Regions from separate parts of the Homo sapiens genome. Here region 1 is linked to region 2. The links are chromatin loops, found by intact Hi-C in ENCODE. Cell type or tissue: PC-3. All regions are shown on one strand. Each heading gives the region's core, and the rest is flanking DNA. Links, peaks and the distances in the headings are about the cores only. Region 1 overlaps ATP8A2 (ATPase phospholipid transporting 8A2). Region 2 overlaps ATP8A2 (ATPase phospholipid transporting 8A2).

Region 1 (8,342 bases), core at 261-8,260, 47 kb before region 2:
ACAAAAGAAAAAACAGATAAATTAGACTTTATCAAAATTACAAACATTTGTGCTAAAAAAAAAAAAACACTATAAAGAAGGTGAAAAGACAACCTACAGAATGGGATAAAATATTTACAAATAATATATCTCATATAGGATTTGGCATTTGTATATAGATTACATAAAGAACACTTATAGTCCAACAATAAAAAGACAACCCAATCCAAAAATGGGCAAAGAATCTGAATAGACATTGCTCCAAAGATGATATATAAACGGCTAATAACCACATGAAAAGATGTTTAACATCCTTACTCATCATGGAAATGGAAACCAAAACCACAATGGCATACCACTTCAAACCCATCAGAATGGTTATAGTAAAAAAAGACAGACAATACAAGTGCTGGTGAGGATATGGAGAAACTGGAACCTAGCACATTGCTGGTAAGAATGTAAAATGATGAAGCCACTTCAGAAAACAGTTCAACAGTTCCTCAAAATGTTAAAGATAGCGTTATCATTATGACTCACCAATTCCACTTCTAGGTATTGAAGAGAACTGAATACCTATTTCTATACAAAAAACCTGTATACAGATGTTCATAGCAGTGAAACCAAGAGGTTAATCTGATCACAACTGCCTGCTCTGCTTGCTTTTGGCCACTTGCTTTATGTTATTTTTGTCCCTTTTCCATGAAGTTGAAGGCCGTGCCACAGAACACTGAAACTTAACCATTACTGGCTGCATTACAGATGACATTCCTGGTAATGTTGGCTTCAGCTGTTTTTCAGAAACTTGGGCCAGCTGCTGTTCACTTCAAACCAGCTGAGACCACCAACCCTTCAAGTGGGCCTGCGCAAATGCCTGAGAGGTGGCCTTTTGAAGCCAGAGGGCCAAAAAACTCCACCCACAGATCATGCTAAAGCTGCCATCTTCTGTATATATGTCATATGAAGTGCCAAGAACCCCAAATACGCTTGCACAAATGAACCTGTTACTTCCTAACCCAAAAATATTCCTAAGTCTTATCGGCAGGGAGGTGGATTTGAGAGCTGTTCTCCCGCCTCCTCAACTTACCCCTGTGAACAAATCTTTTCTCTTTTGGAAACCTCAGGATACATGCTGCCCTACGTATGTTTCTTTGTAAAGCAAGCATTTCTAGGGCATGAAATAAAGTTGATCTTCCAACAAATGAAGAATGATCTCCCATCTCATCACCAGGAGCCTGCTCTTATGACCTGCCCTTCAGAGTAGAAGATATTATATTAGAGCACTGCATACTGTTATTTGAGATTAAAGTGTTTGCATTTTTTTTACTTTCTTATACATACTGGATATACCTACCATGAATTAAATAGTCCAGAAAAAAAAACTATATTGGCAATCATTTAGCATCTTTGAATGCATCCAAATCAATGTGAGAACTAATAAGTTCTTACATTGATCTATAGCCTTCATCAAGTCAGTAATTTAAATATTTCCACGGTTTCAAAATTAAGTGCCATGTGCCATTTTATAAACACTCAGACTCAATCCCTGGAACACCATCATGGTTTACAGTATGGAATACATATGGAGACTATATATGCACTGCTTTAAATTTCAAGCATGTAGAGATTTCCAAAGCAAGCTCTGCTTTTGAGTAAATTATACATACTACAGCTTTTATTATAACCAGACAAAAGATATCTTACTTTGTTACTCTTTTTCTTTTTTTTTGAGACAGGGTCTTACTCTGTTGCCCAGGCTGGAGTACAGTGGCATGATCTTGGCTCACAGTAGCCTTGACCACCCTGGGCTCAGGTGATCCTCTGATCTTAGCTTCCCAAGTAGCTAGGAATACAGGTGTGCACCACCATGCCTGGCTAATTTTGTATTTTTGCATTTTTTATAGAGATAGATTTTTGCCATGTTGCGCAGGCTGGTATCGAACTCCTAGGCTCAAGTGATATGTCCACCCCAGCCTCCCAAAGTGCTGGGATTACAGGTGTGAGCCACCACACCTGGCCTCCTCATTAAATAAAAGGTAGAAGGAAAAAAAATAGGGTAGATGGAAAAAATAAGCTAACTCCAAGTATCCATCTGTTGGATTCTAAAGCAAAGTCTGAATTTGTAGGAAATGAGAATGCAAACAAGAAAAGTTATTTTAACAAAACTCTTAGCAAAGCACCGAAAATACATAGACTGAAAATTAATGACCAAGAAAACAGAAGCTGGCAACTGAATGTTTAATGTCAGTGAGTTGGATAACTGTTACATTTTGGACCTAAGACCTCCATAATTTAAAACTATTAAACAATGCTAAAAATCTGCTGGCAGTGTTTAACCATTTAACGCCTCATTTTTCTCCTGCACAAACCTCTTAAACCTCAGCTAGCTTCTACCTTTTCTTGATGCTAGAAGTCCCCTTGGGCAGAGACTCTGATTTTAAGTTCACAGAATTCATTTTTCTGCGCACTAAGTTGAGAAGTCCCCAAACCAGCCTGTGGCAGCTCGGCACCCAGAATGCACGGGGTTCAGAGTGTCTCTCCTGGAGGAGCCCCTTCAGAGTAAACAAAATGCCAGCCCAAAGGAAGCTCTGTCTTAACAGAAAAAGAGGAAAAGCTCATCTTTAAAGACACTTCTATATTTAGAATGTGTTTACAGAAAGCTCCACTGTGTAGAGGTACCAATAAGAGAGAAACTAGCCACACATTCTAGTCCTGTACGTGTAGAAACAATTGTTTTTCTCTATTTAATTGTTAGATTAATATACTTATAAAGCTACAAAACTCATTATATAAAATTGGTTAAAATTATAGAAAATTAAACTGTAAAACACATGGAAGTTGCATTTCAGAATTAAAATGAGCTTTACCATCCCTGTCAGAGCGGAGAGGCTTCTAAATCTTATAGCTTTTTAAACAGGCACCACTTATTTCTATCTTTACACTTTTAATACAAGCTGTAATATTTGGTAACACTCCTTCACAGCCAAGAATCCACTGTACATTAATATCATTAAAACGGCCATTCCTTACCCCACCCCCAGCAGAAAATGACTATTAATTAAGACAAGCATTTTATACATACTGGAAAAAACGAAAAGGCAAAGTTGAAACAAAATGCTTTGCCAATGTATACAATATATGATATGCATAGGTAGTGACTTCGCCAGTGGAATATTATTGCTAATGTGCTTTTTTCTCTAAAAACTCATCTCTTTGTCCTTGCTGTGTATAATCATTTGTTATTTCTTCCAACACAGAAAACAGAAGTTCTTGTGCTGCTTGTCATACTACTTCAGTGTGTGCTCTTTAAAATAAGTTAAGCAAATGTGCCAGAGATGGCGTTTTAGAAAAGCTAGAGATTGAGTACTGTGTGCAAACACATACACAGTTCTCAGATGCCTCTTCAGTACTGTGATTCCGAAAACCATAGTACTAAGCACCACTTCTAGCTACAGGAAACAGCAGGTAATATTCCAACGTATTAACAACAAACAGGTTTGGCTAAGTGAACCACAGTTTGATGTGGAGAACTTAGGAAAGCCTTCAGGTAATGGTAACATCTGAGTCAGTTTTTGAAGGATTGGCAGAACTTCAATACTAACATATGGGGAAGAGGGATGTGGCATTTTGGTCCCGAGGCTGATCTGTGCACACGCACGAGAGTTGGACTGCACAACTAATCTGTGTGATATTTACTTATTATATGGCTGGAGGTAAATAAAGTTTATATCTGGGCCACATCTTTACAAATATACAATTTAATAATATACATATATATTTTTACATATCATGGGATATTCCTTAAATTGACTCCATGAACCTCTACTAAATTACTATGTTGTAGATTTAACTGTTCCCCAAACACTGAGGTTCTCATTTTGATATTCAGTTTCAACAAATTGATGAGTTTATATTAAACTCGTTTTTTACATCTGGTACAATCCTGTCACCTGACTTACTTAAGACCTGTAGTTAGTCACTTGAAAAAGCCATGAAACCTGACCACATACATATTGCATTTAACTACGAATACATAAACATAAAGTCATTCAACCAAAATGTGGTTCTGTATCCAAGAACTGCTCTCCTGGCTCCATATTCTCCATCACACATAGATACCACAGAGTGTCAATGTGATTTCAGTTAGAAAATGTCCGGTTTCAGGGTTTTAAGTAAAGGAAAAATTACAAGGCAATTTGAGTGTACATCCTTCACGCCTTTAAAAAAAAAATTCTCCAGTTTTTCACAGTTGTCTTACCCATATCTAATTAGCTTAAAAAAAAAAAAACTCACCTTTGAGTCTTTCCAAAGCATACAAATTAGTTTTTATTTTAAAAAGCTCCCTTATTTTCTGTGCGCATATTTCATCATTTTATGTAACAGTTTATATTCTGCGGTTCTAGTAACTTGCACCTCTAGTGAGGCAGTAACCACTGAAGGGGCTCATGGAATGAAAGGGAAGTGGAACTTCATTTTTCTTCTTTCACAACCACAGGAGTTTCAACGTGTTAGGTGGGAGGTTGACTTTTATGATGAAATTGAAGGTAAGTCTATTTTCAGACTTATCTATTGCTAAATTAATATCCAGCACATCAGGCTTCCATTTTACAACTCAATCAGAACTGATACACATACTGATAACAGAATTCCAGCAGCTGCATTTCCTACTGCCTCACAGACTGCCTTTCTGCATTGAATTTGAGAAAAAGTTCTCAAGCACAGTGAACATGTATCATCTTCCTATATTTTGTGTAAGAAATGAAGCTCACTTAGGATTACTGTATTTCCTAATTAAAATATGCCATTCGTATCTCATAATACTAAAGTCAATTTTTTTTAAAGTTGGCCAGCATTTAGCAGGCATTAGTCATCCCATCTTTCAATGCTTTTCCTACCCCCGGATGATCAAGACAGGGAATGTAGCTGCTGGTCTTCAAGCTCTCCATGGAGTTGCCAGTATAGAAACTGAGCCTCAATCACTGAATCTTAACCACTTGTTTCCCTGCCATTACTCATTGTTCATATTTGTAAAGACAAGTTCTAAGATGATGTATACTTATTTGTAACAATAATAGGAACTGTTTTCTGCAAGGCAAAACTTTTTAAAGTTCTGCTATTCATACAACGAATCTCTAACGTAGGTTACCATGTGATATGGTTTGGCTGTGTCCTCACCCAAATCTCATCTTGAATTGTAGTTCCCATAATCCTCACGTGTCATGGGAGGGACCCGGTGGGAGGTAATTGAATCATGGGGGCAGATACCTACATGTTATTCTCGTGATAATGAGGGAGTTCTCCCGAGATCTGATGGTTTTATAAGTGGCTTTCTGCCCCCACTTTGCTCTGCACTTCTCCTTGATGCTGCCATGTGAAGAAGGACATGTATGCTTCCCCTTCCACCATGACTGTAAGTTTCCTGAGGCCTCCCCAGCCATGCAGAACTATGAGTCAATTAAACCTCTTTCCTTTGTAAGTTACCCAGTCTCAGGCAGTTCTTTATTAGCAGTGTGAGAATGGACTAATACACCATGTATATCATATTTTTAATATTTAAATAGTCAAGTAACATTTGTTCACACCCAACAACTTCATTATCTTCACGTTTCAAAGTATATTGCCAAATCTCTCAATAGCAAATTCAAGGCCTCTGGCAAGAAGAAGAAGGAGAAGGAGGAGTACCCAGAAGCAGTTCCTCTCTGATCATTTGGAAACTTCTGGAGAAGTACCATCTTCAGGAGAGAGCCACCCACAGACAGGGATGTGGGAGGCAGGTTGTAAGAGCAGCACTGGCTCACATTTACCTGTATGAGCTGCAAAAAGAGTTATGTGTTTGGCCAGCGGGCCAGAACCGTGGGGCAATACTGAAGCCCTAGAGATTTTGGCTTGACACTGAGAAACATGGGGAATTTTCCTCAGGTCAGAGCACTAACTCATTCCAAGACAGCGAGTCTAGACAGCCCATAAGACTTGTTGAAAGCCTTAGAGAGAGATGCCCTGGGCTCCGCAGCCATCCCAGAAGAGGGAGCGCAGACTGCACTCCGAAGTAGAGTACCTAGAGCCTGGAGGTGGAGCATCTAGGCAGGCATAAACTCTACCCAGCAAATGTTCATTCTCTTTCCATAAGGCAGATTTCTTTTCCCGTTGTAACTTGGATGTATGTTATTCAGACAATAACCCGATGTTTTCCTACAAACAGACCTCAGCAGCTCTGAGCAAGATTAGGGCTCGGATTTCAGTTTCCACGGCTGCCTGGAAGCATCCTTTTCCTGACGGTCAAGATCTCAGAAATTCTCGACCCTGAAAGATGCTTTCTGCTGCCTCTGCTCAGAATTAATACAGAACTGGGCAACAGAACACTTTTAAGGTGGATCTTAGGATCATAAGCCCTTTTTGGCTGCCAAAACCATCTCTCCTGTAACACCTTACAGTTATTCTCACTGTTGCTTACTGAGACTTTTTATGAGGGTTAGGTTTTCCAGGCATGGGTGGAGACAAGGAGGCAGGCTGCAGCAGGGCTTGGAGATGGAAACACTCAGCATGACGGCGATCGCCCAGGGAGTTACTTCTTAGCATGGAGACATATGTACTTCTTGTGAAATGTTCACTTTCTCAGTTCAGCAAATCTCCTTCCTATGGATGAATTTTTAGGCAGAAATTCATATAGTGCCTCCAGGTGTCCAGGAGCCTGCCACACTACTCCTTTAAAGTCAAAATGAGTTGCTGCACCCTATATAATAAGCAAGATTCTTGAAAAATCACGGGAAAGAGGCTTATTTTAGATATCTGGGCCTGATTCAAGATACTGTGCAATAATGTCTGGCGTGAGCATCTTTTGGTTGACTTTTCAGGACTGATCTTATTATCCAATTTGTTGTTTTATAATCATGTAACTGTGTTTATTTCCTTTCCTGCTCTGACCAGGTCTGCACAGGTTCCTGGTACTGGTTCCCACCATTCTCCATTGTACATTTTTACCTGTTATAGATTTTTACTCATTATAGATGCAGCATATGCAGTTAGTGTTCTAAAATCAGCATGTCTGGTTTAAATGCCAGCTTTGCTGCTGTTTGAGTGTGGACAAGTTACATCGCACCTCTGGGTGCCTTGGCTTCCTCACGTAAAATGAAGATCATCTAACAGGGACTTAGGAGTTGGTGGACATTAAATAAGTGAATACAGTATGTGTAAAACACTTAAAGCAATGGACGGTACATTAAAAGGCCCAATAAATGTGAGCTGCTGTTGTTATTACGATTATGGTAGAATATATGGAACCACCAGCAAAGGTTTCATTCACCTTTAACCTCCTTTAGGAAATATGCTACATTTTCCTGAAGATCTGAGTGCTCTATTGGAAACAGCCAATTTTGTTTTCATGAAGTAGAGTTACTATTTTGCTCTCCTGGGTTGAAAGAGAAAAGATTTTTTGCTCAATCACATCCCCCTGCTTTACGGCAGCTTCATCTGCCATCAGCAAGAGCACTTGAAATGCTTTGAGGGCAGCTTCCAGAGAAGGGAGTCCTTAAAAATCCATGCAGACAAATGTTCAGGGGAAAGGTCCTTGTTCATCTAAATACACTCAGGGACGGAGGCAAGGCCACAGGGACTACTCTCTCCAGGCTCTTCTGCAGCCCACAGCTGCCCTCCAACGTGGAAGACTTGTGTGAAATTATTTTCAAGTAACAAACTTCTGTCAGATCCCACATAATCATCTATGGCAATGATTCCGTGTCTGGGAAGCGGCTGCATGTGTTTAGACTCAGGTAGGAGCTCCATATTCATGCCACCAAAGGAGTTAAAAATATGATGTTCTGGCATATTGGCTGTTTTGATTTAAGGGAACCTAAAAAACAGCAGGCACAAGAAGATCACTGTGACCTTCGTTCTGTTTCTTAAAGGCAGGAGGTGAAACTCCCATGTGAAAGATGTCCTTCCTACCCCAAAAGGAAAGTAGCATTCTTATCATCAAGGATAGAAGGTTGAATCCAAGGGAAATCTGCACAAAGGTTGTTAACTAACCCTTATCATCCTAGTTCCTTCTCCAATAATTACCTACCCTAGGCCAAGCCTGCTGGCCTTATCGCATTTTACAACTTATCTTTGTTTGTCCAATTCAATATATAAAAATAACTGACTGTGTTTTTTTTTTAATCTTTATTTTCCTTTGAGGGCTCCCGTGCCACATAAAACTTATATTAAATAAATTGGTGTGCTTTTCTCCTGTTAATTTGTTCTGTCAATTTTTTTTTTCTTAGAGATGGGGGTCTCACTATGTTGCCCAGGCTGGTCTCAAACTCCTGGCCTCAAGCAATCCTCCTGCCTCAGCCTCCCTAGTAGCTGGGATTACTGTGCCTGGCTTAATT
Region 2 (8,342 bases), core at 247-8,246:
AAAAAAATCTTGCTAGTGTCTTAAAGTGTACTGCACCTCTTACGTTGGATGTTAAGTCCTCAAATATAAAGAATTTTAAGACTAGCTATTCTGTTTACCTGAAGATACCTTTATATGGCGTCTAAATTCTGATTTCAGGCTCTAATAATGTCCTTGAAAACCAAAAATTTTTAAAGGGAAGAAGCCATAACAATTGATTTAGACATGAGGCATATATATGGCCATCTCTCTCTACATATATTTTACTGATCTTAATTACTACATGATGACTGGTGACTGCTTCAACATCCTATGAGCATTGTCTTCTTTGAAACAGGAGTTACAGGTCAGCTATCCTACAGTTGTTAGTGGTGAGGGCAACTTGATATTCTTTATTAACTGAACAAAACCCTTAAAACTCGATCCTGTACTCAAGCCATAAATGCTGCCTCTGCAGCTGAGACTTGCAGAGGGGCTCTCAGAAAAACAGGAGGACACCCTGTCTGCTCAAGATCGGTTTACTCCACAACTGAGAAAGGGCTCACTTTGAAATAAGGATACTTTGCTTGGGGGTTCAGAATTTATGCATCGGTACTTGCGTCTGTGACAATTTTATCGCATGTCCACAAAAACAGAACAATTAAAGTGGCATTCTGACAGGAGTCTAGCTTCTGAAAACCTGACATCTCTACTAAATGATGTGGAATGTATTAAGATCTGGGCAAGCGCATTTCATGTAAAAGTTGAATGGGTTGTATGTTGTGAATTATATACAGTTTTATAGTCACTGAAATCAACCGGTTATAGTCTGTCTCTTCCTGTACTAGACTGAAAAGAATGGAGCAGTCTAGGAAGGCTGGGATTTAAATAAAAGATATTAGATCCTTCTGTTCCCATGCTGAAACAGGGATTAGAATAACACATCTAAATACCTTAATGTTTTTAGCACAAAAAGCATTAATTTGATACTCTGCTTCCTTGAAATGCTTTATTAAGGCCCCCAAGACCCTCTCAGGAGCGTCTGGCTTCCTCAAAGTTAACATACATGTATTGTTCCCCACTGCACATTTTACTAGTATTTCAAAATAGTGTGCCTGACCTCTGCTGTGGGGAAGGTGGGAATAGGAATCAGAACTGAGAGGAAAGCTGAGAAGTGTTTGAGTTTTGACATTTCAGAGCAAACTTGTGACTCCTGCAGGACCAGGCATCGTGAGCTCATGCACGGCTGAAAATTAATGACAACGGAGATGCTTAATATATTGGATGGTTTTAATTAGGTCTGCCCTTCACCCATCACCTGTGCACAGAACAAAAGGTCATCTGATTACCAATCCCATATCTACACCAAACTGTAACTTCCTGCACTCTGGAAATAGTGGGTAGGCTATCCAGTTCTGACCTTCACCTCAGTCCTAATCCAAGCAATTAAGAGACCCCAGAGCCACAGGGACAGCAATGGCCAACACCATGTGTGCTTCACACTCAGGCAGGTAGTTTGCAGATTAATACTTCTCTCTTCCTCTTTCTCTTTCTTTCCCTTTCTCTCTCTCCCCCCTTCCTTCTTTCCTTTCTCTCTCTCTTTCTCTCTCTTTCTTAATTTGGAAGTGGAATTTCTTGGGTGGGAAAGGAGGTAATTTACACAAAGCTCTTTCTTCCAAGTAGCATACACACCTTCTAAAACCCAAAGACTGTTTAACAAGCCACTTATTCTAGATCTCAATAGCGGGAAATAATAATGCTTTACTTTTTCATGGTTATATGTGTAAAACTGTTTTAAAAAAACAGGAGTGGCATTCTACCATTCCAAAAATGGAACATGAAAATGACTTCCAGTGATTCTATATGTCTGCTAATGTCCTGGTGAATGGCAGAGAAAAGATGGACAAACGGATTTCAGATAGATGTGGTGGTGGTGGCAGGTGGATGAATATAGGTACATGGGGGCCTGCCTATAGAGAGGACATGAGCCCCAAGACATTGTGTATCCATAGAAGAAACACATTTTTATAACTAATTATAATAGTAGTTGACATAATCTAATGTAAAGGTTATTTTGCAACTTGCTTTTCTAATTGATTAATACCATCATAATAGCACTTCCTTGGACAAAGTCTGATCTGAAATGTGGTTGGCTATGTGCTTCTGTCTCCATAATTAGGCTACAAGCTACTTGGTGTTAGGGACTTGTTTTACTCCTCTTTAGACCTTTAGCATCATACACAATAGGTAATAAACAAATATTTGCTTAATTGCCCATGTTTTTGCAATGGTTTTTTGGACTTAAAACACAGCTCTTTTTTCTTTCTCCTCCTCAATTGTTTCCATTTCATGTTCAAGGACACACTTATCATATGAAATGAGTAATGATCATCTTGCAGTTTTTGATCAAAAGGGGTGAAAGATTAAGGCTATGAGTTTATTACATCCCCTGTTCAGAGAAGCCAAATCCCAACTTTTGACTCCACCTGGTAGCTATTCAGTAAAGAGTAAATTAACATGAGGACAGCCATGTTTATCAGGTTATCTCCTTTTGGAGGTTAACAGCGGCAACCTAAACATCAAGTATGGCATTGTGGTGGCTTCATGGGTGGGGTCAATACCTCCAACAACTGCCTCACTCACCTGGGCTGGAAGCTGCAGCATGGAGCCAGCAGGACCCTGTGCCTTCAGAATAGAGCTAGTCACTGAGCTCAGAAAGGAGATAAAGGCCAGAGTGAGCCAGACACACAACCGCTTGGATTGGGAGGGTACCAAAGGGGGAGTTGAGAATGAAGAAAGTTCCAGCCATGAAACTTGAGAAATGAGGGGTTTGGGGGTCAGGAACACATATAACAGGGGCTCTCAGCTGACTGAGAAAAGGATTTTACTTCTCATGCTGTAAAGGTCTTGAAATATCATGCCTGTGCCTTACAATTACACTCACTTCTCAGCCGAATATGGGAGTCATCAACCCAACTGCGACTGAGTGTGATAGAGAGAGAGGTTAAGGCAGTGGAGTAGCAAGCAGCTTGGCAGAGAACACCCTCTCTTCTAAGTGCGTGTGCACACACACACACACACACACATAGTATATCGTTACACTGAACTGGCACATGGATAGAATTTAAAGTAGTGACAACTTTGGTGTTGTAATCTTTTCCCCAAACCATGTAACAAAATGACCTGCCATCCACTTAGATGAGAGTGACTCAGCTTCCAGGGCACAGTGGCAAGTGCATGCTAGGTCTTGGGGCTCTGGTGATAGAAAGGTGAGGAAAGCACGCGTGTGTCCACTGGAGCCACAGGGAGCGATGCTTTTTCTTTTTCTCCTATGGCCATCCTCCCACAGTGGCACAAGGTCCAGACCAGATTCTGTGACCAATGGTCCGAGGTGATAAAAACCAACATGTGAGGAAAAGCCTTCATGATCCTGTGGGCTATTTGGAAAATTCCTCCCTCCTCCCACCACTCCATCTCCTGGAGAGTAGGTGTATTGTCTCCCTAGAGGTTTAGTGTATGCTGTGGGGAAGGAGAAAAGAACTCAGGCGTTGGCAATGTGTGAACATATTAATGAGGGGGAAGGGTGGGGAACGAATGCGCTGAGCGAGCAGGATTCAAGGGATGGGCTGTACAGGGGCTCCCTGCCTCTTCTTAACCAGACAGACCCCCTCCCTGGTCCTCTTTTTCCTCCTCTGTGAAGAGACCAATGAGGAGGATTTCTAATGTTCCTTAAGCCAAAGCCTATGCTTTTAAGTTGAAAACAAAAATATGGGATTCAGTAATAATAATGATAGGGCAGCAGCAAGTGCTGATTTCGCACATACCATTTGATCATCAGTAACTGGGCTAAGTGCTTTCCACGCATTGGCTGCTGTAATCCTAAGCACAACTCTGCAAAATTGGTGCTGTTATTCTCTCCATTTTACAGGTAAGAAAACCCAGCTCAGAAAGATTGACACAGTATGCCCGAGGTCACAACCTAAGAAGTGGCCAAGACAAGACTAAACACAAGCAAGTGTCTTCTTGCTCCAGGCTCCACACCCTCACCTACTCTGTTACATTCTTTGATTTCTTCAAAACACACATTTGGAAGCTTTCACATAATTCTGCTGAGCAACTGGGCCGTGGGTGGGAGACAGAACACAGGTACCACAGCTTCCGCTCCCAACACTGTAAGAATCCAGCAGAGGAGCCACAACCACACCACTTCACTCCAGCCTGGACGAAAGAGCAAGACCCTGTCTCAAAAAAAAAAAAAAAAAGAATCCAACAGTTACCTAATCCTCCAATTCACAGTTTTCTGCTTATAATATGGGGACACCGCCATTGCCATCTGCTTCACAAGATAACCATGAAAACTGAATAAATGATAAAGATGGATGAAAGGTGAAAAAACCTATCCTGGCTGCTACACCTGGAGTAGGAGCTGCTGCTGCATGCTATCCTGGAGCACCATCCCCCTGCCTCTGTGAGGACACCATCCAGGCTGAGAGCTAGTGCTGGCTGGGAGTGCCCTTCCCCTCTCAGCTCCTGGCTTTAAGGCCTCTCAAGGTCTTCAGGACAGAGGTGGGAAGAGAAACAAGAAGAGAAGAAAGTCTTGGCTGACGTGTCCCTGTTTGAATTTATCTCCCTTCCCTTCAAGTCCACTGTCTATGTGTCAAATTCTATATGGGTTTTTTTTTGAGACGGAGTCTTGCACTGTCATCTGGGGTTGGAGTGCAGTGGTGTGATCTTGGCTGCCTGCAACGTCCACCTCCCAGGTTCAATCGATTCTCCTACATCAGCCTCCCAAGTAGCTGGGATTATACATGCCCGCCACCATGCCCAGCTAATTTTTTTGTATTTTTAGTAGAGAGGGGGTTTCACCATGTTGGCCAGGCTGGTCTCAAACTCCTGACCTCATGATTTGCCCACCTCAGCCTCTCAAAGTTCTGGGATTACAGGCATGAGCCACCGTGCTCGGCCTGGGGTTTCTTTATATATCAACCTATTATATTATATTACATATTCACACTGAAATTATTACTCACTGAATATGAATAACACAAATAAGATAGTAAGTTCCTACAGGGAAAAGATTATGTCTTCATTTTTAAATTGCCCCTACATTCAACGGAATGCTTTGCACACAATGGCTACTGCCAATTTTGCCTATGTGAATCAGATTGCAGCAATAATGGGAACAGTTTTGATAAGCAGTAGGAGGGCCACAGGACACAGGTGGGTTTGGAGATGGAATGAATCAGGAATGAAGAAGGAACTTTGGCAGGGTCAGTATGCCTCCCTTTCTGTAGCTTTGTCCCTGGGTGAAGCTGGGAGCTACAGTGGAGAGGGCCTGCCTCTGGAGATGGAATTGTGATAGTACCATCATTTGTCTTGATTGATTAGAACTGTACATTTAGCTCATCCTGACCTGATGCCCTAAAACAGTATCAGCTGTTCACAAGAATAAATTACAAACATACGAATACATGCAACTGTCACAAACATTGTCTCCTCAAGCAACGTCAAACAGCAAAGTGATTCTTTTCCATTCATGTGCTGGAAGTAGTTTTTCCTCTTACTCTTACCTCCAACAACAACAAAAAACCCAAAAAACAAATCAGCAAATAATCCAATCAAGGTGCAATTAGTATAAGTGGAAGTCTAGAAACAGTGTTTCACTAAGAAAATTGACAGAAATTGACATAAAACAAATTTTGAAAAAGCCTATGTAAAATAACACCAGACAACTAACAAGTGAAAACCACAACCATCCACTCCAACAGAAGACCATTTTTCTTAGCCTAAAATCCTAATTTATATAATTATTCTCTATCATAATAATCTCTTTTGCTATATTAAAAAACAGAAGTACTTTATCTCTGAAATGATTCTTAAATATTATAAAAATTAAATTAAAAATGGGATTTTTTGCTTTATATTTGACTAGAACAATTTTTTAAAATGAGCTAACACCGCTCTGTTTTTTGACATCAGAAAATTCTCCAAGATTCCCTTAGTTACATGGGGCTATATTTGTGCTATAAACTTCTAACTAGAGTTCTTCTAAATTGAAGGTATTAATTTCCAGTCAAAGGAAAATGTTTCAACATTATTGAAAAGAGAGTTCTGACTGGCTTCCAAGAAGCTATTTGTAGCTCATATCAGTAAAACCTCAAAAAAAAAAAATCGCATACTTTTTTTTCCATTTGAAATGTTTAAAAGGTGAAGTTTTCCTAAAATGCAAACAGAAAGCCATTCCTTCCTGTAACGACAAATGCTGAGTCTGGGCAGCCGGCATAGTGGCATGCCTGTTCTGTTCAGGGCCAGGGCCAGTTCTTCTTCGTCAGTTTTCTATGTACATTTTAGGATTCTTTATCAGCATGTAATGAAGCTCAGGTCATTAGCAGAACAAAGAAAAATATATTAAACAACCCAGCTATGCAGATGGCAACAAACTAGTCAACCCACATAAATACACCAGGCAATTAAGGGAGATGTGCAGAGATAGCCTATGGCCTCCAAGGCGTTACGCAGTGATAAGGCAGGGCTATCCATCTTGACTGAACAAACGGTATCTGCAGTGCCTAACGGCTCATTGACTAAGTCACACAGACACCATGCTAAGTGCAAGGGGTGCAATTTCTTTGAAAGTCCTTCAGTGAATGAAGGAGAGGAAAAGCATACATGGATGTTGGCTTAATACACTTTAACAGTAATTAGGAAATAGCCATTTTCTATTTCTTCCAGATGCTATGTTAGTGATAGAAACAGACTTTTCCTTAACTCTGGGGCCTGCGTTTTGACATAAGTGGTGTTTGTCTTTTGGGTGCACCCCAAGCACTCAGGATACTGAGACCCTTCCACAATCAGGGAGCAACACATGGCTGTCATGTGGCTGCCAGTTCCAAAGACAAAATATCTCCAAGAGAGAAGCTGGGAAAGGACATCATTGAGCTAAGAAGCCATCCCTCCAGGTTGAGGATAATTTTCCCTCTGTGATCTCCCTGCAATACCAGCACCATGTTTGCTGTTTTCCCAGCATAGTCCTGGTGGTGTTCATCTCAATAGCTGGCATGGAGCTGGCACTCAGAGAGTATTTGTGGACTGACCTACCGCACTAGAATGAGATTCTCAAATTTGCAGCTATGCATTGCTGTACTCTGTAGAAAGGCAAACAGAGGACTGTATGCAACAAAGGGAGAGGAAGCCAATAACCACACAAGCCAGAGCGTCTGGCCAACATTCACATGAGTCAGCACTGAGCTGGGGGCTGGAAATAAGCTAGAAATGGCTGTATAAAGGATTGTGGGTCGAGCCAAAGGGCAGCTGTGGAACCACACCCTGTAAGTGTTAGCACTTGGTTTGTGAGCTCCCACTTCCCGGATTTCCCTGCCACTTTTGCTCATACAGTGTTCTTGGACGTGCTGTTGGCCACCAGGCTACCCTTTCTCTGATCAGCAGCGCCCCATGCCCACTCCTCCACTCTGCCCTGTCTGTCCCTTCTCTTGGCACAAGAGCTTAAGGGCCCAGCTTGCTGAAGGAGACCGAGGGAGGGCACAAAGACCCCACAGCAGCCAGCGCTGGTGGTGCCCCCCAGTACTCCACAGTGCAAGAGGGGAGAGATGACCTATTTATAAATCACCCCAGTAAAACCTGCTATCACACATAGCTCAAAGACACGCTAGAGGGTGGCAAGGAAAGGGAAGGAGGAGAGTTAGAAAGAAAAATCAGAGGAGCCTTGCCCTGAGCTAGTTCTGAGACCATGGATAGAGATGCTGAACTAAAACCAGCCAAAAAGAATCTGAGGTAGAGGAAACACTTTGAACAGAGTTTGGCAACAACAAAGTAGACTAATATCACATAATGCTTATGTGTGGGCAAACAAGCACTGGCCAGGAGTTAGAGGCTGCATTGAGCTATGCTTGCACTGCCACTGCACTCCAGCCTGGGCAACATAGTGAGACCCTGTCTCTAAACACAAAACAAAACAAAAAACCATGCAGTCAGCATATGTCCATTCTTCCAGAACAATACATTTTACATCTACTGCACTCTCAAGGACCTGCTGATGAACAATAAGCTAGTGACTGTGCCTATGACCTTGTCTATTTATCCATTTACTTTCTTAAGATAAATTTCTTTCTTTTTTTTCAGAGTCTCACTCTGTCGCCCCGGCTGGAGTGCAAGAGTATGATCTCGGCTCACTGCAACCTTTTCCCGGGTTCAAGCGATTCTCCTGCCTCAGTCCCCCAAGTAGCTAGGACTACAGGGGTATGCCACCACTCCTGGCTAATTTTTGTATTTGTAGTAGAGATGGGGTTTCACCACATTGGCCAGGCTGGTCTTGAACTCCTGACCCCAAGTGATCCACCTGCCTCAGCCTCCCGAAGTGTTGGGAT

Evidence for each region. Hi-C counts contacts between places; a loop is a spot of excess contacts. Peaks named below come from ENCODE experiments on the same cell type or tissue, not always from the same donor. Only the 100,000 strongest peaks of a DNase experiment are listed, where the experiment ranks them.
Region 1: a loop joins it to region 2, with 2.3 times the contacts of the local background. A loop is called at or near these places in 2 of 110 quality-filtered maps.

What each region holds. Positions count from the first base shown.
Region 1 is chr13:25,798,880-25,807,221 of GRCh38, reverse strand. The region is part of intron 27 of ATP8A2 (ATPase phospholipid transporting 8A2); the gene reads right to left. Among named protein-coding and RNA genes, the nearest start is that of SHISA2, 250 kb to the left of the region's middle. In PC-3, for the core only: no CTCF peak of the experiment used is centred there; DNase peaks (open chromatin) are centred at 311 and 3,491; H3K27me3 peaks cover 460 bases.
Region 2 is chr13:25,752,206-25,760,547 of GRCh38, reverse strand. All of the region lies in intron 25 of ATP8A2 (ATPase phospholipid transporting 8A2), which reads right to left. Among named protein-coding and RNA genes, the nearest start is that of SHISA2, 300 kb to the left of the region's middle. In PC-3, for the core only: a CTCF peak has its summit at 3,406; a DNase peak (open chromatin) is centred at 7,157; H3K27ac peaks cover 1,242 bases.